Linked DNA regions of Mus musculus: all the other regions are linked to region 1. The links are chromatin loops, found by intact Hi-C in ENCODE. Cell type or tissue: heart. All regions are shown on one strand. Each heading gives the region's core, and the rest is flanking DNA. Links, peaks and the distances in the headings are about the cores only.

Region 1 (7,698 bases), core at 1,095-6,094:
TGTGTAAAGTGCATAGGAAACATGATAATAATTAAAGCAGACACAACAACAGGTAATTAATTGCATTTCCCAAATTTGATCCATGCATATGAATGAGCGGGAGGTCACGGATTGGGTTGGTTGTTTAGGGGGTGGGGACCCCATTCTCTTCCCCTCAGGATCTCAGAGTGCATGCAGCTCCTGGAGGCTGGTCCCCAGAGAGCATGTCTCCTCTTCCCCTGGGTGGGGCTCTGGCTCCCTGGGTCCCAGATGGGAGGGAGGATTAAGGAAGGGCTCTGCAGGGAAGCTCAATAGCTAGCAGAGATGTCCTCCGGCGCCCGCTTACAGACACAGGATGTCTTTGGCCTGACCTTGTGGCCACTAGTTTAGCACGGGGGAGGGACCCTAGGCACTGGCTGAATGAAGAGGCCCAGGTACTTGTTTTAGGAATCCAGACGCTGCTGGTGGTGGTGGTGGTGGTGGGGTTTAGGGATGTAGCTCCTTTGGTAGCAGCGCCTGCCAGGAAGCCTGAAGCTCCCGGTTTGGTTCTCAGCCCTGGTGGTGTTCCCCTGTAATCTCAGCACTTGGGAGGTGGCGGCAGGAGGATCAGAAGTTCAAAGTCTTCACCAGCTATTTAAAGAATTGTAGGCTAGCGTGGGTTACACGGTTGCCTTGTCTAAGGAAGGAAGGCAAGAAGGAAGGAAGGAGGGAAGGGAAAGATGGGGAAGTTGGAATCCTTGGGTGGATATTTGCATTGTGGGGTCTGAGTGGGACCCTGTCCACAGTGTAAACAAACCCCAACACGATTGGGAAGCTCTTTGGCGAGCCTGGACAGGCACTCAGATCCTAGAACAAGAACAGAGCTTTCCCTGCCTTGTCCCTCCTCCAAGAGAGTATCTGTGGGGGGCAGCAGGTTCACAGTGAAGTCTAGCCTGGAGTTCTGGTTGACTGGAGGACACAGGGATGCTTTGCTCTGGCCCCAGCAATTTGACATTGGTATTCTAACCAGAAGGAGCTTTGGGGGAGTGGGGACAGTGCAAGGGGGGGTTTCCTTCAGGAAGGCTGTTCAACCCACAGTCTCCTGATGGATGTGCTGCCTCTCTGGCCCCCCTCCTGAACTGAGTCCTATGTAAACGAGCAGTCTCCTCCTTTTTTTTTCAGAGCTGGCTGCAGAGCCTGTTTATGGCCCCAGAGTGGACCGGGCTGATGACCAGGCAGCCAACAGGAGTCAGGGACCACAGTGGGCTTCGAGCTTTGCTGTGTCCTTTTGCCTTGCTCCAGAGCGAATGTTATACGAATCACTCCGACTCCTGCTCCCAAAGGACATTCCTGTACCCGCAGCGACGAGCTCACCCCCTGTGATCTCCCACCAGTGGCCCAGGGACAGTGGTGGGCAGATATCCAGCTGTTCCAGGGACAACGTGGGTGTGTGCTCTGCGGGTCCCTGGAGGTCCCTAGAGATTCCCAGACCTCTTCACTGACACTCAATGCTTTTGCTGCCCAACGCTCTCATTGCTTCCCTTGGGGTCTCGCTCAAGTGAAATACCCCCAAATCTTTAGATTGCTTTCGGGAAAACTCCAAACCTGAAAAAAAATAAAGTTACTAAAAAAAAAAAAAAAGCCAGACACACACCTTTGTGTCTCAGAACCCTCTCCAGGAGGCCAGTTAGCCTGGTGCCTCTCTGCGAGCCCTATGAGGTTGAGAGAACTTGGATTGCAAACATAGTTGCTCTGGGGTGGGGGTAGCATTTGGAAGGCAGAGGCAGGCATATCTCTGAGTTCCAGGCCAGCCTAGTCTACAGAGCAAGTTTCAGGGCAGCCAGGACTACAGAGAAACCCTGTTTGTTGGTTTGTTTCGGGGTGGTGGTGGTGGGTGGGCAGGGAAAGTTACTGTATTCTGGAAAGCAAGTTGTCTGTAAACCTGGGCAAGAATTATCTCAGCAGAGCCCGGAGTCACTGCACAGCCCACCTGAGGCCCCTGTGGCCCTCAACACCCTGCTTTTTCATTCCCGTCAACATCTCAGATGAGGCAACCGAGCAGAGCAGAAGCAAGCGTGTAATCCAGGCCACACCTGAAAGATTCTAAGTCCAAGGTTTCTAAATGGTTGTCACACGTTATCATCGAGCTGGCCGTCGTTCCTTGAGAGGTAATTTGGGACCCTGTGTGTGTTTCCTGTGGGTCCCATTTGCACACTTGCCGTCATCAGTCTGGCTGTCTCCCCCCACCCCCTACCCCAAAGCAACAGTGTTTGCAACCCACGTTCCCTCAGCCTCGAAGGGCTTGCAGAGAGGCTCCAAGCTGGCTGACCTCTTGGCGAGTGGTTCTAGGACACAGACTGTCTGGGTAGAAGAGTGGAGTTCTGTTCTGCCCCAAGTGTCTCTGCTCATCCCAGCTTCAGGCTGAGGGGAGAGTGAAGCTCCGTTCACACCTGAGCAGTGTGGTATGGAGCCGGGGAGTCTGCCTTTCTGTGCCTCAAGTCTCTCATCTGCTTATGGTTCTGATTTGCAGAGTCGCTGAGACTATGTGTCCCAGGTCAACATAGCACCCAGCCACCCACTTAGATCCATGCTCCCAACCACTATGTCACCCCTTCCTTCTAGGTTACTAAGGTTGGGCCTTGGATCAGGCGAAAGCGACAGTAATTGGAGTAGATGAACTGTCAATAGAAAGGCCACAGCGGGGGTGGGGTGGTGGGGGGTGGTGGTGGTGGTGGTGGTGGAGAAATGGCTCAGTGGTTAAGAGCATTGACTGCTCTTCCAAAGGTCCTGAGTTCAAATCTCAGCAACCACATGGTGGCTCACAAACATCCATAATGAGATCTGATGCCCCTTCCTGAGGTGTCTGAAGACAGCTACAGTGTACTTAAATATAATAAATAAATAAATAAATAAATAAATAAAATCTTTAAAAAAAAAAAGAAAGGCCACAGGGATGTGAGGGCGGCTGTAAGGGACACATGGGCACTTGGCTTCCTTAAGTACCTTCCTGTTAGGAGATGGTGGCCAGCCCAGAGAGCAAGTGACCACACCAGGGGTCCTAGGGATAACAGGCATGTTGCAACATATGCTAGGGGAAAGGGACTTTCTCTTGATCATCATCCTCCAAAGGGTGATTTTTATTTATTTATTTTTATTGTATGTATATGAGTGTTTTGCCTGCGTATTAGTGTGTATGTCACGTGGATGCCTGATGCCTGAGGAGGCCAGAAGAGGGCATAGGATCTCTGGAACTGCAGTTACAAATGGTTATGAGCTGTGGGTGCTGTGAGTCTAACCCAGGTCCTCTGTAAGAGCAGCGAGTGTTCTTAACCCTGAGCCACCTATCTCTTCAGAGCATCTCCCCATCCCCTTTGCAAGGAGAGGTAGGGTTTCAACGATGTAGACCAGGTAGACCTCGAATTCATGAGATCCTCCTTCTCTGCCTCCAAATGCACACCCAGCTGCATCTTCTTAACAACAACAACAACAACAACAACAAAAAACCTTTGTATTTTTTACTCTTCAAAGGATTGGATTTCATTATGACATTTTCATGCCTATATATTATTGTACTGTGCTCCACCCCTCCCCCACACCTCAGACTTATAAATATTCCACAGCAACTTGGAAGTACTTGTGAAACTGCTTGCACTCCTTTGAATTAAGACCCTGCGTTGTCCAGGCTTGCCCTTCCTGGAGGCTGCACTGCAGGCTTAGCCCAAGCCCAGGTTCAGAGGCCCTGGAGGTGCCAGGCTTCCCCATTCTGCCCCACCGCACACATGGATCTCACGCTTGGCATGTTCCCCGATTCTGGTAGCCTCGCTTCCTGATCAGTCTTGGGGTTTCTGGAGCGAGGAGGGTGTGCGTGGGGCGCGAAGTTTCCGGGCTGCAGGATCTGCTGCGTGGGGGCCCGTTTGGGCCGGGTCGCGCGCTGCCCGCGACCGCCGGTAGGGGGCGCCTTAGTCATGCATTATTCATCGGCAGCCCGCGTCGCTCGCCTTCCCCCGCGCGGGCTGCGGGCTGCGCGGAGGAGCGGGAGCGCGGAGCCTTCACAATATTGTGGCAGCTTCGCGAATGACGGCTGCGGGGAGGCGGGGGGCGCAGCCTCAGGCGGCGGCGGGGGCGCGGGCGCGGGCGGGGAGCGGTCCCGGATGGGGGCGAGGAGGGGCTGGTTCAGGGTGAGGGCAGAGCCTGCAGCATCCGTCTGTACGTCCAGGCATCCTCTTTTCCTTCCATCAAGTCAGCCAGCACTAGGGAACATCTGGCCGGGGCGGGCGAGGTGTAGGGGACGCGATGGTGAATAAGGTAGGCCTGGTCCCTGTCCTTTCAAAACTTCATCTCCAAGTGGTCAGGGAGACACATTTAAAAGCAAGCAGATAATTCAGATAGTCCCAGGTAAGCGTGCACTGTATAAGCGAGCGCCACGGGCATGGTGGACCGGGAGAGAGCTTCTGAGAGGCGGTGACAGTGTGCAAAGATGAACCTGACTTTGAACATTCCAACCTCTGGCCTTTCTCCCTGTCTCCCTCAAGGCCTCACGGAAATCAGCTCCTCTCACCCTCAGTCACCCAAGAAGTCAGGAGGGTTTTGATGAGACCTGGATGGGGGCACGAATCCAAACTATGGGGTCCCTGCCTAGCCACCCTCTGGGATCAACCCGGGATGGCAGGAGCCCGAGTCATCTCAGCTCTCAAAGCTCCCACCTCTTACTCTGCTCCAGGAGAGGAGTTGGGAGGGAGACACGGAGGGCGTGGGCTCAGGGTCACCAGCAGCATCAGGTTTCCTTTCACTTGTACAAAGACTCGTTGACGCCTGAGCACGTCAATACCCTTAATGACAGGGAAAGGAGCTGGGACTCCAGACCGGTGCCCCCACTCCGCCTCCCCCTCCCCTGCTCTCCCCTCTGGGCCCATCTTCTTCCTCTTCTGTGCCTTCTCTCTCCTATCTGTCCCCCTCTGTCTCCTGTCTGTCCTTCCTCTCCTTTCTCTTTTGGCCCTCTGTCTAGTCCTGATGTCTTGCTTGCCTTCTCTCTCCTCTCCTCTCCTCTCCTCTCCTCTCCTCTCCTCTCCTCTCCTCTCCTCTCCTCTCCTCTCCTCTCCTCTCCTCTCCTCTCCTCTCCTCTCCTCTCCTCTCCTCTCCTCTCCTCTCCTCTCCTCTCCTCTCCTCTCCTCTCCTCTCCTCTCCTCTCCTCTGACTCCTTTCTTTCTCCTTCCCCAGTCCCCACAGCAACTGTACACACGCTAACTCACACCCTGCAGCTTCAGACCCCAGCTAGACTCTGACTCCTCTGTCCCTCCAGACCCCTTGAGATGCCGCTGGCCTCCTGGAGGCAGGGCCTATGTGATGGTGGCACCTGAGCAGAGGTCGCTCAGCTTTTGTCCTGCGACCTCTGCCCCAAAGGCTCACGGGTAGCAGTCCTTGCACTGCCCCGGGGCATGCTGGGGGATGTAAATGGCAAGTTTGGGGTGGGGCTAGGCTGAAGAGGAGAGTTTGAGGAGGATTTTCTGTTTTGTATTTTTTATGACCATATATAATTTCGCGTTTCTCCCCTCAGCCTCTGCCTCCTTGGCTCCCAGATGTGTCCCACATTGAAGAATTATCTCTCCTCCCTAGAGTGAAATAAATGCAATCAATATGAGTATTGCTCTCAGGGCCTTGAAATATTACATTAATGTTCCATGTGGTGACATTTTAGCTGGAATTTTCAAATACATTATGATGGTTCAAATTAATATTTATCAGAGCAGCTTTTATATTTTGCAAAAGAGAGAGAGAGAGAGAGAGAGGGAGAGAGAGAGAGGGAGAGAGGGAGAGAGGGAGAAAAGGAAAGACAGAGAGAGCATTATTAAAATACAAAATGCAGATGAAGTCTAAAATCGATGGTTCATTTTCCAGCACTTTCCAGGGGCTGTCTTTAGCTTTCTGGGTTTGTTTTAAAATTTATTGGTGTTCCAGGCAAATCTATTGGGCTCGCAGAACCCCCTGGCCAGCCTCCCCTCTCCATCCCCTTTAGCAGGCTATGGGTCTCTTCCTTTTCTGCCTTTCCCTCTTTATTATCCTGAAATGTAAATTACGACATTAGCCCAGTCCTTATTTTTTTTTTAAACTCTCCGATGATTAAATCTGCTACACGACATCTTTGTCCTTTCTATAAATTAAATCATCTTGGCTTTGCACCTCCAGCTCAGGGCGGATGCCACACGGGTGTCCAGGCAGCAGGCCTCTGAAGAGGAGGTCTGTGGTTCTTGGTCCCTTCAGAAGCGGACATGGGGGCAATCTGTGGGGCAGGGGGATTGCTTCCAGCTCCTGGTTTTTCTGTAAATAAGAAATGTGGAGTGGAGGGAGGAGGTTGGAGAACACTCCACTTTATTTCAGTCACTTCCAAACTGATTACTCTGTGAAGTGGAAAATCTAGGCAGATTAACGGTTCCATCTCTCTTTTCTTTCGCTCCCCCCACCCCCGCCTCCTCTTGTCTTTCTTTCTTTTTTTTCACTCCCAGGGTCTTCTCCTATTTTTTTTTCCTTTTTTCAAGTTGTATTAAAAAATAATTAATGGGGACCAGCAAGATGTCTCTCAGCAGATAAAGTGCTGGCCACACAAGCCTGACAGTGTGAGTTCGATTCCCCAGAACCCACATGAAGGTTGAGGGAAAGAACTGACTTCGTAAAGTTGCCCTATGGTCACAGGCATGTGATGTCACCCAAGTGTGCACACACATAATTTTTTAAATATGTAATTTAATATATATAGTCCAGCATCTTTGGGGACAATGTGTTCCTTGGAAGACTCTCCCCAGTCTTAGCCACACAGGCTGTGTCCGGGAGCTTTGCGAATGTTAACAGTGCCCATTTCACTCCTAACTTGTTATCTTTTGCAGATTTTTTATTTCTTTTTATTTTTTTTGAGTCTTCCTCCCTTGAGTTCTGGGTGAGAGATCCGGCTGGAAAGAATGCATGTTGTCAGGTGCATAAGGCAGCACACACACACACACACACACACACACACACACACACACACACAGACACGGCAGCTCACACGCACCAGCACGTAACCGCAAACGCAGCCATAGGGAGACCGTAGGACTGACTACAGAAAGCGAGCCACCCTCCCAATTTCCCCTCTGCTGCTGATCTGGCCAAAAAGAACGACAGGAAACTCAAAAAAAGAAAAGGAGAGGGGATCGATTATTCGACCTGTACTTGAACCCGGCTGAAAGAGATAAAGCGGAATTTTCAATAGGTCCCCTGCCCTTTTCACCAGGAGGGAAAGAGGAGAAGAAAAACAAGAGATATTTATATGACAGCAGCTGCTGGAAATAGCATTTCAGAGCCATTAAAAAAAAAAAAAAGGCAAAACAAAACTCAATGGGAAAAGAAGAACGGGACTCCTTGCTTGCTCCCCAAAAGGCAAGACAGGCAGCCAGCAAGCATCCCCGGCTGAAATGCGTGCATGCCTCCTATAGATCTGTTTGAAATTATACTTGTCATTGAGGGGGAATTTATGCTTCTATTGATCTGCAAAAGGAAAATATTAAATGGTTTGGTTTTGATCTTTCGGTGACCCCGAGGTCAAGGGTAGTAGCAGATTAGTATTCATAGAATTCATCACGGAATTGCAGCCTGCGTCCACTTTATGCAAACACGCTCCAAACACGCCTGGTGAAGCAGGCAGCAAATGGCCAATGACAAGGAAAAAGCCAGCAGCCTTCCCTCCCACCCTGCGGGGCTCTCTGTCTTCCA
Region 2 (7,698 bases), core at 850-5,849, 310 kb after region 1:
GGGAAAAATCATCTTTAATAGGTTAAAAGGTTTAGATCACCATGCTTTCCTTAAAGTGGCTGCAGAGAGGGATGATGGAGTGCTCTGCCATTAGTAATTCATTTAAGGAAAACGTGGGGGATATAGCAAAGAACAGCATAAACGAGCGAATCCAATTTAAACATCAGGTAAAGTAGAAAACACCTTTTAAAAAAGCAAGATAAATGAATTTGGAAGGGAGATGAAATTGACGTATTTATTTTAACGGGAATTTGACAAAGTCCCGGCACACTTCAAACTTGCAAAAATATGAACAATTTCTTTTAAAGTTTCCACTCACTAATTTCAAGTCATATAAAATAATACTGCCAAACACCTACATAAAGTGTTTTTGAGGCTTGTTTATGTTCCCCTTGATCTTTGTCTGAAAATGCAGGCGACAGGCAAATCACATATTTAACAGCATCGATATCACTACACCAGATGCAAAAATATAAAGCACCCAAACTAATAGCCTCAACGTAATGTGCTGAATAAGATACCCAGCTACACAGCTATGTGTAAGTGTGAGCACACAAACCTCTCTCCTCCTTTCTCTAATTATTTCTCCAACCACTCTTCACTCCCCCCCCACACACACACACAAAACACTAGCACACTGACAGGGTGGGGGCGGGGAGGGTGGTAAAGAACTTTGTCTGATCTAGAATTTTATAGCCCTGTGATTCATGTGTTGATGGTAAAAGATATCCCAAAACTCCTTACCCATAATGCAAAGGTCTTCCCCACTACACTAACTGTCCAGGTGCTCAGTCTGGGTCTCCTGTCGGGCACTTTTCATTAACTTCATGGACAGTTCAACTGACTTCCCTCTCAAAGGTCCAACACACACAGCGTGCTTTGGTTGGACTCAATGAGTTTGTGGCCTATCCTGGGTTATCATTTGATTTTCTAATTAGAGGATGAATGTGACTATTCATGGGTTATATTTGTGCCCAACTAAATTACATAAATTCAGGCCAAATCTTCGTCTCAATGTCAAAGATGTAAAACGGAGCTGGGAACTTTACTGCACATGCTGTGGGAGTGCGGGAGCCACGGAGAAGCCAGGCACAACACTCCTGATGCCATTGCTGGGCCGCTTGCTGTGGAGTCCAGTCCCCAACTCTTAGACTGACTGAGTTCTTAATGAGTGCACCTCAAATTAGCAGTAGCTAGTTTGATTTTTAAAATTCAAGATGAACTCTGAAAACAATCAGAAGCAAAGTTTCTCATTTCCCCCATTGTCCCAAAAGGCAAAACAAAGGAACTCTGCCACCCACCAACTCCAGGGTTTTAGGAAAGTTTGTCATTTTACTGCTTATCCTTTAAAGTGACAAGGACAGACAGACAGACAGACTCTCCTCTCTGCAGTCTTTGGTTAGGGTGGAGCCTGTGACAATCACTGAGAGAGGAAGTGGGGGAGGTTTCAGGCTGTAAAGCACCTCTGGATTAAAGGTGACTGGCCCCCTGAGCAGGATCTGTCTGTGAGACCAGGATCTGTGACCACGCCATGCGCTCTGGTGCTGCTGCTATGTGATACTGATACTCTGAGCAGGGTGCAGGGTAAGTAAAGCCTGGGGGAGGAGCCAGGATCCAGATAACCTTCACTGAGGAGACACTTCCTACGTGTCTGCCATTCTCCCACTAAAGACCCATCCGCTGTAATCTTCAGAACACAGGTTATTTTCTTCGTGAGGGGGACAGGAGACAGAGCCTGCCTAACAACAAACTCAGGGACTGAGGGAGTCTCAGGCACTCTGCACCTGACATGTAAGCCCTGATGCACTCTCTCTGGTGACACTTATTTGGAATGCCACCAACTCCAGCACCTCTGTGTACTACGCACACATCTATCTCCTAAAATGTGAGCATTCATTAGCCAGCTTAAAATATTAAAAAATATTCAAAAATTAATGACCTTAGCAACCCTTAAGCCACGTCCTTTTTAACCCAGAGAGATGGCACCTAGAGGGCAGGGGGAAATGACCAGCACACAGGCCTGAAACTCCACTCCAGTGCCCCATTGCTCCCACACTGCTCACAAGATTAAATTGCCTGTGAAAGGCTCCTCGATCCAGCTCTAAGGCAGACACCCAGGATCATGGTAACAGGCGCTAGAGCAGAGCCAGCTCCAGTTTTAACAAGGGCTGACTTTAAAAGCCGGGCAGTGCTGAGGAGAGAGCCTTCGTGAAGCAGAAATGTTGCGTTTTAGTAAGAAATCAGTACTCTGTCAGGAGTTCCTTGACAAATACGGTCATCCGTGGCACAAGGAAATAGTTGCAAAGCAGCTGTTAATCAGAGAAACACATCGGAGAACGCTGATGCTAGCACTCGTGAAAAAATGCAACGGGCTAATTATGAAGCCATATATCTCACTAAAGAGGCTGTGTGCCTTGAGATTCTAGGCAACGCACACTCAGATCCAGGGTCCTAGGACAACATAATTCTGGTTTTCTGCATCTCTGATCTATAGTTCACAGTGTTTGGCTCTCTATTCTTTCTCAATTCTTCACTCTTTCAGTTAGGACACAGGCTAGGAAGGGAAGGAAGCAGGGGCAAACGCAAGTCACATTCCAAGACACTGTAGGAACACATCTAAAAGATGACACACCTCAAGTCAAAGCAGAAGCAAAGTCTGTGAGCCTGCAAAAGAAAGGGAATGTGGGAACAGACAGCAGGTGCACCAACAGAGCCAACGTGTGGGAACTTCAATTTCCACGAGGAACCACAGCAATAAACAGAAAAATAGAAACAATGTATCGGGAAGTTAAAAGGAAAAAAGGGATCTTCCAGAGAGCTGCTTCCCCGGGTGTGAAATTCAATGCAGAAAAGCCAAGGGTCTCACAGCCAGGTACAGGAGGGAAAGTTAATATGCAGAGGAAGGCTCGGTCAGCCAAAATTCAATACGATTTGCTGCAAGGACGAGGAGGAACAGGCTCCCCGAAACCAGACGAGGGAGGGGGAGGGGCGCCACCGCACTCTCAGAGCAAAACCACTGGAATGGCAAGAGGGGAATAACCTTGAGGTGGACATGCAGTCAGGAAGCCAAGCACAGAGCCAAAGTGCCCCCTAGCAGGAGCCAGTGGCGACGCAGGCCAGAGGTGGCCGCTCACACAGCTAACAGAGGTGGCTAACTCACACAGCCCAAATTAAGTGTTTTCACTCTGGGAAAATGAAATGTTTTGCAAGATGAAACAGAATGAAAATTGAGGTTTTAGGTAATTACTAGTTGGCATTTACATATCACGGGCTGGTTCAACACCTATTCATTTTCCTCTTTTATTTAAAAAATTGCTCATTAAAAATGAACAGATGACAGTGACAGGGTTTTAGGACTTTTTTTTTTAATTCTTTCTCCTTCTCTAAGGGGTACAAAATCGAGAGGTACATTTTAGCCCATTTATCTACAAATTAGCACACAAGCGTGCACATGCAAGCATGGGTGCACACATTTATATTTAATTTATATTAAACGTGTAAAAAGGAAATAAAAGAAAGGAAAGTCTATCCACAAAACCCTGAAGTTCACGAACTAAAGACAGTTAACTGAACTTAGGAAGGGATGGATATCATCAAGTGCCCTGGTGCTCAAAGAGTCAAAGGAAGGGCTCTCCCTTTCAGCTGGGATCTCCTGGTTGTGGTCACTGTGCCCTTCCTATTGCTGAGATGGGTTCCAGCCCTGTAGTGATTATGTATGCATGTGAGCCCTAATTTCCTTTGTTTTCTTTTCCTTGCTCCTTTTGTTTTTCACATTAAAGAATAAAACACCTCTGTAGAAGCACAGAGGAAAGCTGGGCGTGGTGGCACATGCCTTTAATCCCAGCACTTGGGAGGCAGACAGATTTCTGAGTTCGAGGCCAGCCTGGTCTACAGAGTGAGTTCCAGGACAGCCAGGGCTACACAGAGACACATTGTCTCGAAAAACAAAAACAAAAAAACAACAAAAAAAAAACAAAAAAACAAAAAACAAAAAAAAAGAAGCAGCAGCAGCAGCAACAGCAGCAGAGAGGAGTTGACGTGATTCAACATAATATATTTTAGGGGCTATTGTGTAAATCTGTATTTAGGGGAGTCTAAAGCATGCATTATTGACCCCAGCCTCTCTTAAAACATTGATAAATGAAGTAAAAGCCTCTATGAAAAGTGGCAACTTTGCATGTGCAAAAACTACCTTTCAAAGTGAAATCTCTCTGTCATTCACATTTTCCCCCCCCTTGGCCCTAGTTAAAAATACTGCGAGAGTGACTCCCCGTCACATGCCAGTGTTTTGTTGTTTTATGGGAATAGTTCTTCCAGAGAGGAATGTGGCGGTAAACTATCTTAAACCACCCACACTACTTAGTACCAAGTGACAGTGGTCTCAGGGACCAGGTGACTTGGGAGAGATTTTCCTGCTCAGCAGAGGACTCTGGGCCAACTTACTGCACAGAGGCAGCTGGAGCCTGGGGCAGGCGAGCCGCGGGGCAGGGCTGCAGATGCTGCACACCACTGAGTGCCCTCACTGCAGAAGGAGCGGAACACGCCAGCCGGCTATAGAGGAAATGAAAACCCCGGCCTCTGGGCTGAGAAGATCAAAGTTCCTTTTTAGGAAAGGTTGAGAAGGAAAAGGATTTTCTCCTTTAGGCAGAAAGAAAAGCAAATTTAAATGCCTTGTCCCCACACATCCCCACCTGAATTTCCACAGCAACCCCTCTAATTTCTGATGCAGCCAACAAAGCAGTTACCCAAAGAGGGGAGAAAAAAAGGATGACATTTGCCTTTTCCTTGGCTTTGAAATCCGACTGGCAGCGGATTGTTTGAAGTCCTGTTTAGAGAGGAAACTGTAATAGCCTCCATACTGAAAAGAGGAGGGAAATGCCATTATACACGGATCACGGTAGCAGTGACCTCAGCAGAGAAGGCAAACGAGCTGGCTCTGAGCCGGAGGTCGGTGAGCTAGCATGCCAGGAACAGAAATAAAAGGTTTACGCGCCAGAACTGAGTGGTAGCAAGAGTCGGAGACTTGATCCCGGGAAGCACCAACAAGAGCAAGGCACTCAAAGCCCAGAGCAGCATCTCTCCATAGCTCCTTGCTGCTCTTGTCCGCAGCCCCTCTAACTCCCTGCACTGCTAAAGAGGAAGCAGAAAACACCCAGGCTTTGTGTTGTAAAATTAATGAAGGTGTCAAGCTGCTGAGTTGAATCACTGCAAAGGAATGTAATGACTCAGTGTCCACGGTGCTGATGCTCCTAAGGAGAGCGGCGAGCTGGAGACCAGCACTAAAGCTATGCAGCAGGCCGGCCCCAGGACCTTCCTGATGATACCTGGGTTCCTTCTCTCTGCTGCTCGCTAAATGTTATGCTTTCCCAATTACTGCTCCGCTCAGGAGCTCAAGAGCTTGGCTCATAGAGAACTACTGCAGCTCCCACTTCTCAAGTCTGGGCCAAGTTCTCTCTTGTCATGCATGACTAAGCTGTGACAGGAACAAAGAAAGGTTGTGTCCCTGAAAGTGGCAACCTTAAGGATTAAGTCATCACTGGGGCTGGACACAAAATAAATGACTACCAGGTGGCATGTGAAGCACTCCCTCTGGAGGGCTTGACACCTGCTGATCACAGGGCAAGATGGGCTTGTGTGTTCCACGGGAGAGAATGTCGGCATCGGGAAATGTTGTCTCCATTACATGCACTGGCAGGCTCAGAATTCATAGCCTCCTGCCTCGGCCTGCCAAGATGCTGAGACTGCAGGAGTGTGCTGAAATATCTGTATAAGCTAAAACCTTCTGAGGAGTCATTAACTGGTACCTCGGACAGATAGCTAAGGGGGAAAGGGACTAAAGCATCGACAACTAAGGTTTGAATACAGAAAGGAGCTGCCACAGCCTACAAATAGCTTAAGTTCCAAGAATCTGGGGCTAGAGAGATGGATGGATGGCTCAGCAGTTAAGAGGACTGGATTCCATTCCCAGCACTCATAGATAGGCTCACAACTGTCTATAACTCCAATTCCTGGGGGATCCAACCCTCTTTTGGCATCTGCAGGCACCAGGCACACAAGTAGTACATAGACAAACATGCAGACAAAACACTCATACATGTTAAAGAAAATTAATTAGTTAATTAAAGATAGCAAAAGTTAGAAATGGCAGATTTGGACAGCTAAAGATCACCTGCAGCTCCACCAAGCAGCAGACCTGTGGCCGACACCAGACAACCAAGTCCTGACTCCTGCTGTCGCTCTAGAGCACTTCCTGGCCCTCTGCAGAGTAAAGCAGCAGTGTGACTCTGCACGCAGAGTGTGGTTCACGGCAGAGAATGCTGGCCGGCTCGAGGATTTTCAAACCAGAGTACAACATAGGAATTGGAAATGCACTACTCGGATGGCGAGCTGTGAGCAGCTCCTCTGGGAGGGAATTGTTCCCTCAGCACACCCAGGCCAAGACAGCAGGCAGAAATGGGTTCTCTATTGGAACCGACTCTCTCTGCCGGGATGGGGCAGCAGACATCAGATGTCCCACATATCCCATGAAACAAGTTCATGGCCAGGTCATACATGCTAATAATACAGTCCCTAACACAAGTCCCATGTCTGTAGACAACTTCCTAAGTGTCCCATCCAAACTGTCCAACACAGAGGGACCTCTGATGTTCGCAAGTTAAAGGTACTGAAGTAAGGAAGGCACACGTGGTTCTCACACCCACTGTCTGACCTGTGCCAGGGGCCCTTTTTACTATGAAGGTGCAAACTATTTAAAACAAAACAACACACATACACTCACACACACACATAACACCTCAAGCAGATTTTCTAATAAACTTCAATTTAGAAATCTTAAGCTCAGCAAGGAAGTCCATCACACAGGGTAACAGTTCTCAGGGCTTGAACCGGTCCAGCAACCTCTCACTAGAGATCTTCAACACTGCTGTTATTAACAACTCCAGCTATACTACCGATCGCTCTACCAGAGGTCCTGAGTTCAATTCCCAGCAACCACATGATGGCTCACAACCATCTTAATGGGATCTGATGCCCTCTTCTGGTGTGTCTGAAGACAGCTACAGTGTACTTACATACATAAAATAAATAAATCTTAAAAACAAAACAAAAACAACTCCCGCTATTAAGAGATATACACATATGGGAAGGGGGAAGGGGAGGGGAAGGGGGAGGGAGGGAGAAGAGGAGGAGCAGTGGCTGAGGGAGAGGTGGCAACAGTAGTGTGTGGTGGCACCAGCCTTTAGTCCCAGAACTTGGGAGGGAAGAGGTAGGCACATCTGTGTAAGCTCCAGAGCAGCCAGAGCTACACAGTAAGACCTTGCTGGGAAAGAAAAATAATTTAAAAAAAGATCCACAAAGGTCTCCTGAGCACCTTGGCCATGTTGGGTACACAACTGTATCCTCCCGGCAAAGGAAGGTCAAAGGGGCTTCTGCGCCTGAGCCTGGCGCTCTCCAGCACGGGCATCTAGGGCAGGCCAAAGGAGCATGCGATGCGCACGCCATTAACACTAACTCTACACAGTTCTCACCATTAAGAGCCAGCTTTATTGAGTACCCGTCTCAAAATCAATGGTAACTCATTTCAAACTCCTTCCAGCTCTGCGTGGGGAACAGGAGGAAGTTCGCCCCTGTTATCCAAAGAATTATGAATGACCATCCTGCTCTGTGGTCTTAATTGCTTGCACTCTCTTCATAGGGTAA
Region 3 (7,698 bases), core at 850-5,849, 220 kb after region 1:
CCAAGCTCAGCTGGTGATAGACTGGTGGGTGGTGTGGCCACGGAGCTCCCCCCCGGCACAGTAGTCACCAGGGTGGGACTTGAGGAGTGGAGGCAGTTTTGGGGGTAGACTCATGAGGCCCAAGGGAGGGGGTACTTAGGCAGTTTACTAGTCTTGATGGACCTCCCCAAATATCCTCACATCTCCTGTCCCTAAGCTTTCTGGGCCTGGCTAGACCTTGGCGGACTCACATCCAGGGGATGGTGGGACCTACTTCCCAGCAACCTGCAGAGTGTCCAGGGGCAGGTACTAGGTATCGCTCCAGAGATGGATTGCTGCCCCTGAAGGGCCAAGAAGGGCACACACCCCTGCTTCAGGTACATGAGCCTAGTTGGATGGTGTTCCACCCCTGCCCCTAGACCTAGGAGGGAGCTAGCTGTTGTGGGTGGCACTCCACCCCAAGACCCGGGCTTCGTGATATTCCCTGTACTGGACTCAGAATGCTGTAAAACATGTTTTTGTTCTGGGTTTTAATTAGCTGTGGTGGTGTGACATTTCAACACCCAAACTGGGGCAAATTCAAGGGTTTTGTAGCATGGAGGAATGAGCTGGAAGCAGCTGTGCAGGCTCGCCACTGATCTCAGCGGCCAGACTCTTTCCCAGACAGCACTGGCTAGGGTGTTCTAGTAATGGAGCAGAGCCTGTCTCCAGCTCAGGATGGTGGTGGGGAATACACAGTACTAAGACAGTGCCCTATCCAGTGTCTATTCACTGTCATGAGAGGTGGCTCCAGCTCCACAGGTGGCTTTGGCCTAGAGCCAGGACACAGGGACAAACATCCTGCTAAGGACAGGTCGGGTCTCCAAGAAGCAAGGCCCCCAGGATGCTGGGATCTGAAGACCCTGCAGAAGGGGGGCCCCTACGCCATCCTTTCTGGCAAGTGCTGTCCCAACCTGGGGCCAAGCTGAAAGAACAGGACTTCCACGGGGTGGAGGGCAGCTGCTTGGCCTCAGTGGGAATCACATGACTAAAAGGAGACCACCCCCCCCCACACACACACACACACACTCCTCCGCCAAACCTGCCTGCCTCAAAACTTGCAGCTTTTAGCTTTGCCTGAGCCTTTAGAGGCCAACTGCTCTACCCTGAATCTATACAGGTCCCTTGCCAAGAGCCCTGGAGAGGATGCCACAGTCAGGGCTACAGGTTAGCCAGGCGTCAAGCCACATACACACCCAAGTTACAGTAGCTTTAGTTAGGGTGTATGGAGGCCAGAGGAATATCTTGGCTGCTAAAGCACCTCCGCTGCAAGTACAAAGACCCGAGTCTGATCAACAGAACCTGCATACAAATGCTGGGCTTGGTGTCACACACCTGTAACCCAGGGCTGGGGAGGCAGAAACTGCTGACTGCTAGGGCTGGTGGCCAGCCGGTGAGCTGCAGGCCAAGGAGAGATGTCTCAGAGGAGGCGGACAGTACCCCTGAGGATGAGCCCGGAGGCTGTCTTTGGCCTCTGTGTGCACCTTCGTGGGCATGCACACACATAGAGAGCAAAGCACAGTTTAACCAGAAGCAGCCACCAAGCCACGGCAAGGGCAACAGCCCCGTGCCAGTGTGCCAGGTCGCAGTGGGGGTGGGGATGGACACTAGTGTGTTCTATGAATTCCCTGCTTAACTTTTCAATGTAGGGTGGGCTCGCTGGCTGTACGTCAAGGAGCGGCTGCACAGAAAGCCACGTCCACTGCTCTGTTTATGTGGGCTTTCTTCTCTATATCCTTTTGTTTTTCGAGACAGGGTTTCTCTGTGTAGCCCTGGCTGTCCCGGAACTCACTCTGTAGACCAGGCTGGCCTCAGCCTCCCAAGTGCTGGGATTAAAGGCGTGCACCACCACTGCCCAGCTTCTCTTTATCCTTTAAGGGTCTCTCTAGAGCTGGCTCCAACAGTCCTTGCTGTGGTGGCCCCTCAGGCAGCTGGACCATGCTACCGGACTCAACATCCCTAGCCCTTTAAAGTCTTTCCAGGTCTCACCACACAGCCAGAGGCAGCTCTAGGGATCTTAACCTCTTATGGGAGGACACCAACCTTAAAGCCTCCAATGAAAGCAAACTGAAGATTTGGTCATCATACAGGTAAGTCCCCCACAATGCAGGCTGAGCTCTCAGACTCATTTTGATGAAGAGTCTTAGGGTTATGCTCTGGGGCTGAGCTGTGCAGGCAGGGCTGTAGAAACAGCCCGCCTCCATGGCCGTATGTAATGTGTGCAGTAGCACAGGCATGAAGCAACCCTGAACTCAGCATGCTCCTGAGGTGACTATACAGTCTGTCTGTCTCTTCCTTCCCTGGGCTCCGAGCCAGTGTCTTCTCAAGTCTGGTTGGGTCCCAGAGTAAGTAGAGGGTATGAGGACCCCAGAGGACAGCCAGAGGCTGTTCTTCTATCAATGGGCAAGTTAGTCAGCACCAGGAGGGTTGCACTGTATACAAGATGAGCGAGCGAGACACATCACTAAACGAGTCTTAACTCAGTCGTCCGGGCAGAAGGTCCCTCTCTTCCCTCCCAAGTCACAAGTTTTTCCTAAATATATGTACCTATGCACACATACAACAGAGAAGCCTGATAGTTGAGACACAAACTTAGCAGTCCCTGGGCAACCCTTTTCCCTACCAACAGTACCCACGAAGCCCAAAGCAGGCTCCACACAAGCTCCAGATGTCCTCAAACCCCGCACTGCTTCCTCTTTGGGTGGCACCCCCCAATCTGGCCTTTCTGCCCTGCCCAAGGTAGTTCCAATGAGTCACCCGGTTCTGGGGGAGGCCTGAGTCTGAGGAGAGCTCATACAGGGGGGTCAAGACAGCTGGGCATGGCCTCCAAACACTGGGGTTCATCGTCTCCCAAACGACACTTTATAAAAAGACATCGTAATTGAGTTTGATAGTGCACTCCCTTCCAGAAAGGGCCTGACGGGCGGGCGCTGCCTGCTGCTCACTTCTGCCCCATTCCAAATATTTTTACCTTATTTGGATGAAATGCATTATTTTTCTAATGAAAGGCTTTTTTTTCAAAGGGCTGTTTCCCCCGTCCAGCAGCCGACTTTATTAGGCAGCCCTCACGCAGTTTTGGGGAGGGGCTTTCCTTTCCCTGAAGTCAAGCCAGAGTCCGTCCTCAAAAGCTGAACTCAGGTTTCTGTCCCTTCTCTTCTGAGCTTGAGCCCAGAACCTTCCAAGCTGGTAACGCCCAGGTGGGGAAGGCTCAGGGGCACAGACCTCCTCCAGGCCCAGCTCCTATGTCCCTAAGAAGCACAACATGACAGCACTTAGCACTCGCTGCCCCAGACCCCACTCTGGCTTCATTTCTGCCCCAGGGTCTCTGGCCCTCTAGACTTTTCTGGTTCTTTTTAGAAGGGACCTCAGAAGTTACAGCAGTACAGATGGTTACCGTACCAAAGACGGTAGCAACAGTGTTCCCTGGTGATCCACTCACTAGAGGGCACGGTCCGGCCCTCTGATGGCTCAGGTCTACACCCTGCCTGACACTGGGACTCCTTGAGGTTCCTGGGGGAGCAAGGTCTCCCAGCCATGTAGGCTGGTCATTCCAGGAGTGAGGAAACATGGTTTCCTTGGGGACGTCAGGGGGCAGGGACAGGAAAAAGAATGATGGCAGGGAAGCGCCTGTCAGGGTGCTGCCTCTCTCTAGGACGAGGAGGCTAGAGATGCAGACCTAGGATTCATGGGAGATGATACAGGAAGACCTGAGACAGAGAAAGGGGGGTGTGTGGGGGGAAGATATCTTCTGGGACAAAGCGGCCCACGGTCACCCCCTCAGCCATGCTGGTGTGTAGGTCTCCCCTCCTTTCCCAGACAGTGAGAGGCAGAGGCCATTGGAGCCTCTGGAGGGGCAGCAGTGGCCTCTACCAGGCACTCTCCACTTCCCAGGCCCCCATCCGCATGAGGCGCATGACCGGAAACTCCATGGCTCCAGGCATGGCCAGCCCTGGTGGACAGAGTAGAGACTGTCCCTTGGAAGGCACTCCTCCTGCCCCCCAGCTTTCTGGTCACAGCTCAGCACGCTGTGAAGGTTAAAGGGAGACAGGGCGGGCTTGAGCGACTCGGCAGAGTAGACAGGCTCCTGGGGAATGTGCATCCATTTAAGGAAGGCAGCTCATCCTGCAGCACCAGGTCTATATACAGTAACGAGTCCCTTCCCTCCTGCTCTCGGGGGAATGTCGCCCTCCACAGACACCAGCGCGAGGAAGGAGCCCCTCCAGTTGTAGGTGAGTGCCTCCGACAGGTCCCTCAGGGCCCAGCTCTGGTAGTTACCTGGTGGAGCTTTAGCTGAGACCCACCTCCGAGGCACGGGCTAGCAGACGAGGTCAGAGCCAGGAATTAAATATGGCAACTCGTATTTATTACAATTATGTACAGTCATATCTTATATTCTGAAATCTATACATGATCACATAAATGAACATGTGTTTCTCAGTGGGAAGGTCAGACATGGCTGTTGGTCAGGAAGGCCCTGCTGCCTGGCTCCACCAGGAGGGAGAAGCACGCCTCACCACCGAGGAGCTAAACCACGACACAGCAAGCGAGACGTCTTGTGTGATACAGAGGACAGCAGGGCAGGTGGGGTGGGGACAGGTGCCCAAGAGCAGCATCTGTCAGCCAGGACTTTGGAAGGCTGGGTCCTAGGAGGCCCGCAAGATGAAGAGCAGGCCCAGGGCCCTGGCTTTTGGAACAGGCAAAGAAGAAGCCACAAGCCAGGCCAGGGCACAGTGGGAGAGACAGCAAGACCACAGGGGCCATAGTTTCCCTGCACTGAGGTGACAGAGGCAGGAGATGACATGAGCTCTGGCCATGCATGGTGCCAGGTGGTCAAGATACTCGGAGGATACACCTTGACAAGACACCTGTCAGGGAGGGGGCGAGGCAGCAGGGGCGTTGAGTGCAGAGCTCCTGAGTTCTCTGCCTGGCTTGTGGACAGCCAGAGCCGCTGGGGCTGGCTGGGGCTGGCTGGGGCTGGGCCGTGTTTGGGAGGCTGGTGAACAGAAATGCAGCCCACACTGCTGCGCTGAAGGGCAGCCCCACCCCTACCTGGGCTTCCGCCCAGTCGTGGAGGCAGAGCCGCAGCCCTTGCCCACCTGCCTCTGATGTCCCGGGGCACTGGGAAGGCGGGCAGCCAAGTGCCAGCCCTAGTCTCGCTCAGTCTCATTGCTGGCACCTTCCGGCCGCCGCAGCTTCTCTACCTGCTCATTGATCTGCCCATCGCCGCCCCGTCGGTCCTCCCTCTGCACCCCAAGGACGTCCTCCTCATCCACATGGCTGACGTCATCATCCTCATCGTCCTCATCCTCCTTGTCCTCCCTCTTCTCCTCCTCACCCTGCACCTCCATCCTCACCTGGCCCTTGACATCTAGCACCCCTTCACCCTCTTCCTGGGGACCCAGCAGGTGGTATGTGGCCGTGGAGCCCTCCGGGCTGTGGCTGTCCTTCCCAGGAGAGGATGACGTAGACTCGTTGCTGACAGGGGAGATGTCACTGCTGCTGTGGTGGTTGACAGCCGCAGGGCTGGAGGGTGATGAAGACTTCACTGGGATCTGCCAGGAGGGGATCTTCGGGGCCGACGGGGAAGGAGGGAACTGTCTCCTAGCAGTGGACAAGGAAAAAGAAAAGCAGGTAGAGGTTGGTGACAGCACCTGGCTCCAGTGCCACACATCCCCTTGGTCCCTGATCCCTGAACACTCAAGCGATGGCAGCAGTTTCTCCAGGGTCACGAGGCAGGGCCCACTGGAGGCCCCATCAGCCAAGCTAGTGTGTCTACCAGAAGTGTTCAGTGCTGCCCGATGCCCTAACGCAGCCTCGCCCACCCCAGGGCAGGACCTACCCACCTTGGCAACTGTTGGTCTGCCAGCAGGGGGCCCAACACGCTCTGGAGTTGCCCCACCCACATTCAATATTGTCCCTACTCCTCTCCTGTGGCCAGATGGGGACAAGGAGGCAAAAGAGGACCAAGGCTGGGAACCCGGGAGCCCCTGGCTAATGTGCCCATAATCTCAGCCAAGGACAGCAGTGGGGAACCCTGGCTACTGTCATTCAGACCTCTGAGCCCAAACTTTGACCAAGCAAAAGCCAGCTCTGCTGGGCCCTCAGCCAGCAGCCAGCCAGACTGAAGCCCATTCCAGGACAGACCTGGGAAGTTGGGTCAACATGGTCATGGCTCAGAAGTGCAGCTCTATAACATGAAGTCCTGTTTCTGCAAAGGCCAAGAGGACAAGTCCTGTTCCTGCCCAGGGCTGTGCCACCTACCAGCACTGGTCACACAGTCAGCCTTCAACCCCAGAGCCCACCCGGTGGCACACGCACATCCGGGCCTGCACCACACACACACAAGCAGCTCAGTTTGCGGTTTCCTTGGTTTCAGGGTCACCTGATGGCCTGCATCTGTCCCCTAACCACAGAGGCACCTGTCTTCTAGGTTTGGAAGGCCAAAGACTTCTAAGGACAGACAATCTGCATGCCCTGCCTGACTGGCCACATCTGTTGTGGAGACACCCCCCCTCACCTTAGGAAGTGTGCCCCTCCAGCCTGGGCTCCTCAGAGCATGCCGTACCCCATCCTTGCTGCTCCCACAAAGCCCACCTTGGCTGTGGAGGCCTTGCCTCACAGCTTCTAAGCCCCTGGCCTAGCAGACACTCATGCTTCCAGGTAGAGCCCGCTTGCGTGCACTCAGGCCGACTGGCTGCGCACTCCAGCTTTCTGGACAGAGGTTTCCAGGACACTCCGCTTTCAGCTTTAAAGTCTGCTTGCTCCTCAACCAGGTCAGCACTACGAACACTGTGCTGTCATTCCAGGGAGCACCAGGAAGCTTCCGGGGAGGCAGAGCTGGTCTGCTGATGCGGCTCTCACACCCTGTAGGCCTCAGTGTAATGTTGTCTGAGACAAGGCTGCCTGGAAAGAGTGGCCACCTCCAGGTGCACTGTGACAGTAGGTGTCATGTACCAGACAATTCTCTGCCTGGAGGCCCTGTCTCTGCCCCACTGCTGACCTCTCAGACAAACATTTTTTTCTTTTCCTTTTTTTAATGCAATACTATGGATGATATCTATCCCCTTGGTGTGGGAGCGCTGGCTCCTTAGGAGGGGAGACAGGAGTGCCTAAGGTTCGCCTCAAGATCTTCATCTTCCAGCTCAGTGAGGGGTCCCGTCCCTCCCGGGATTGTTGTGCCAGCCCACAAGACCCCTACACCACCAGGTTGACCTTCAATAAGCGAGAGCTCTCAGCTTCCTTTCCTACCGATTCAAAAGAAGTCCTTTCAAGGAGTTGATTTCCGACTTGAGCTCATTAATATTCTGGGACTCCAGGATCCAGTTGGTTGATGTGGTGGCCTATAGGTCAGAAGACAGATAACACAGGTCACAGTGGTGCCTGGTGCCAGCCTGTGTCTGGGGTCGGGGGATTTAGAAGGGCCCTCGTTGGGGCAATAGCTGCAAGCCGCTCTGTATACACTCTGCATTGTCACGCCTGCCTGTGACAAAACCCTACAACAACAGTCCCCAACCTCTGACTGCTGGTGGTGCTAAGAAGTCATTCAGTGTTCTTTGGTGGCACTACAGCACCCATGTGTAAAATAACAAAGAAGCCCTTCTGTTTCCCACTGACACTGAAGGTTTGTAGTGGTGGCAGGTGACATTATGCTGGGACAGCGGGAGGGGCTGCTCTAGCCAT

The links. Hi-C counts contacts between places; a loop is a spot of excess contacts. Peaks named below come from ENCODE experiments on the same cell type or tissue, not always from the same donor. Only the 100,000 strongest peaks of a DNase experiment are listed, where the experiment ranks them.
Region 2: a loop joins it to region 1, with 4 times the contacts of the local background. A loop is called at or near these places in 7 of 42 quality-filtered maps.
Region 3: a loop joins it to region 1, with 2.2 times the contacts of the local background. A loop is called at or near these places in 4 of 42 quality-filtered maps.

The regions. Positions count from the first base shown.
Region 1 is chr4:148,738,929-148,746,626 of GRCm38, forward strand. It overlaps Gm32897 (a long non-coding RNA gene), which reads right to left. Exons shown (of 3, transcript XR_390956.2): 3 at 5,975-6,273. Among named protein-coding and RNA genes, the nearest start is that of Gm32897, 4.6 kb to the right of the region's middle. In heart, for the core only: a CTCF peak has its summit at 3,882 (motif pointing right); a DNase peak (open chromatin) is centred at 3,883; H3K4me3 peaks cover 1,316 bases; H3K27ac peaks cover 2,327 bases; H3K27me3 peaks cover 747 bases.
Region 2 is chr4:149,044,518-149,052,215 of GRCm38, forward strand. The region is part of intron 2 of Pex14 (peroxisomal biogenesis factor 14); the gene reads right to left. Among named protein-coding and RNA genes, the nearest start is that of Gm42351, 38 kb to the left of the region's middle. In heart, for the core only: a CTCF peak has its summit at 3,097; DNase peaks (open chromatin) are centred at 3,024, 4,524 and 4,968; H3K4me3 peaks cover 1,302 bases; H3K27ac peaks cover 3,909 bases.
Region 3 is chr4:148,956,176-148,963,873 of GRCm38, forward strand. It overlaps Pex14 (peroxisomal biogenesis factor 14), which reads right to left. Exons shown (of 9, transcript NM_019781.3): 8 at 7,267-7,358; 9 at 4,360-5,619. The coding sequence ends at 5,166. It overlaps Gm17029 (a long non-coding RNA gene), which reads left to right and starts at 3,989. Exons shown (of 3, transcript XR_003955167.1): 1 at 3,989-4,247. In heart, for the core only: a CTCF peak has its summit at 3,975; a DNase peak (open chromatin) is centred at 4,046; H3K4me3 peaks cover 1,447 bases; H3K27ac peaks cover 4,498 bases.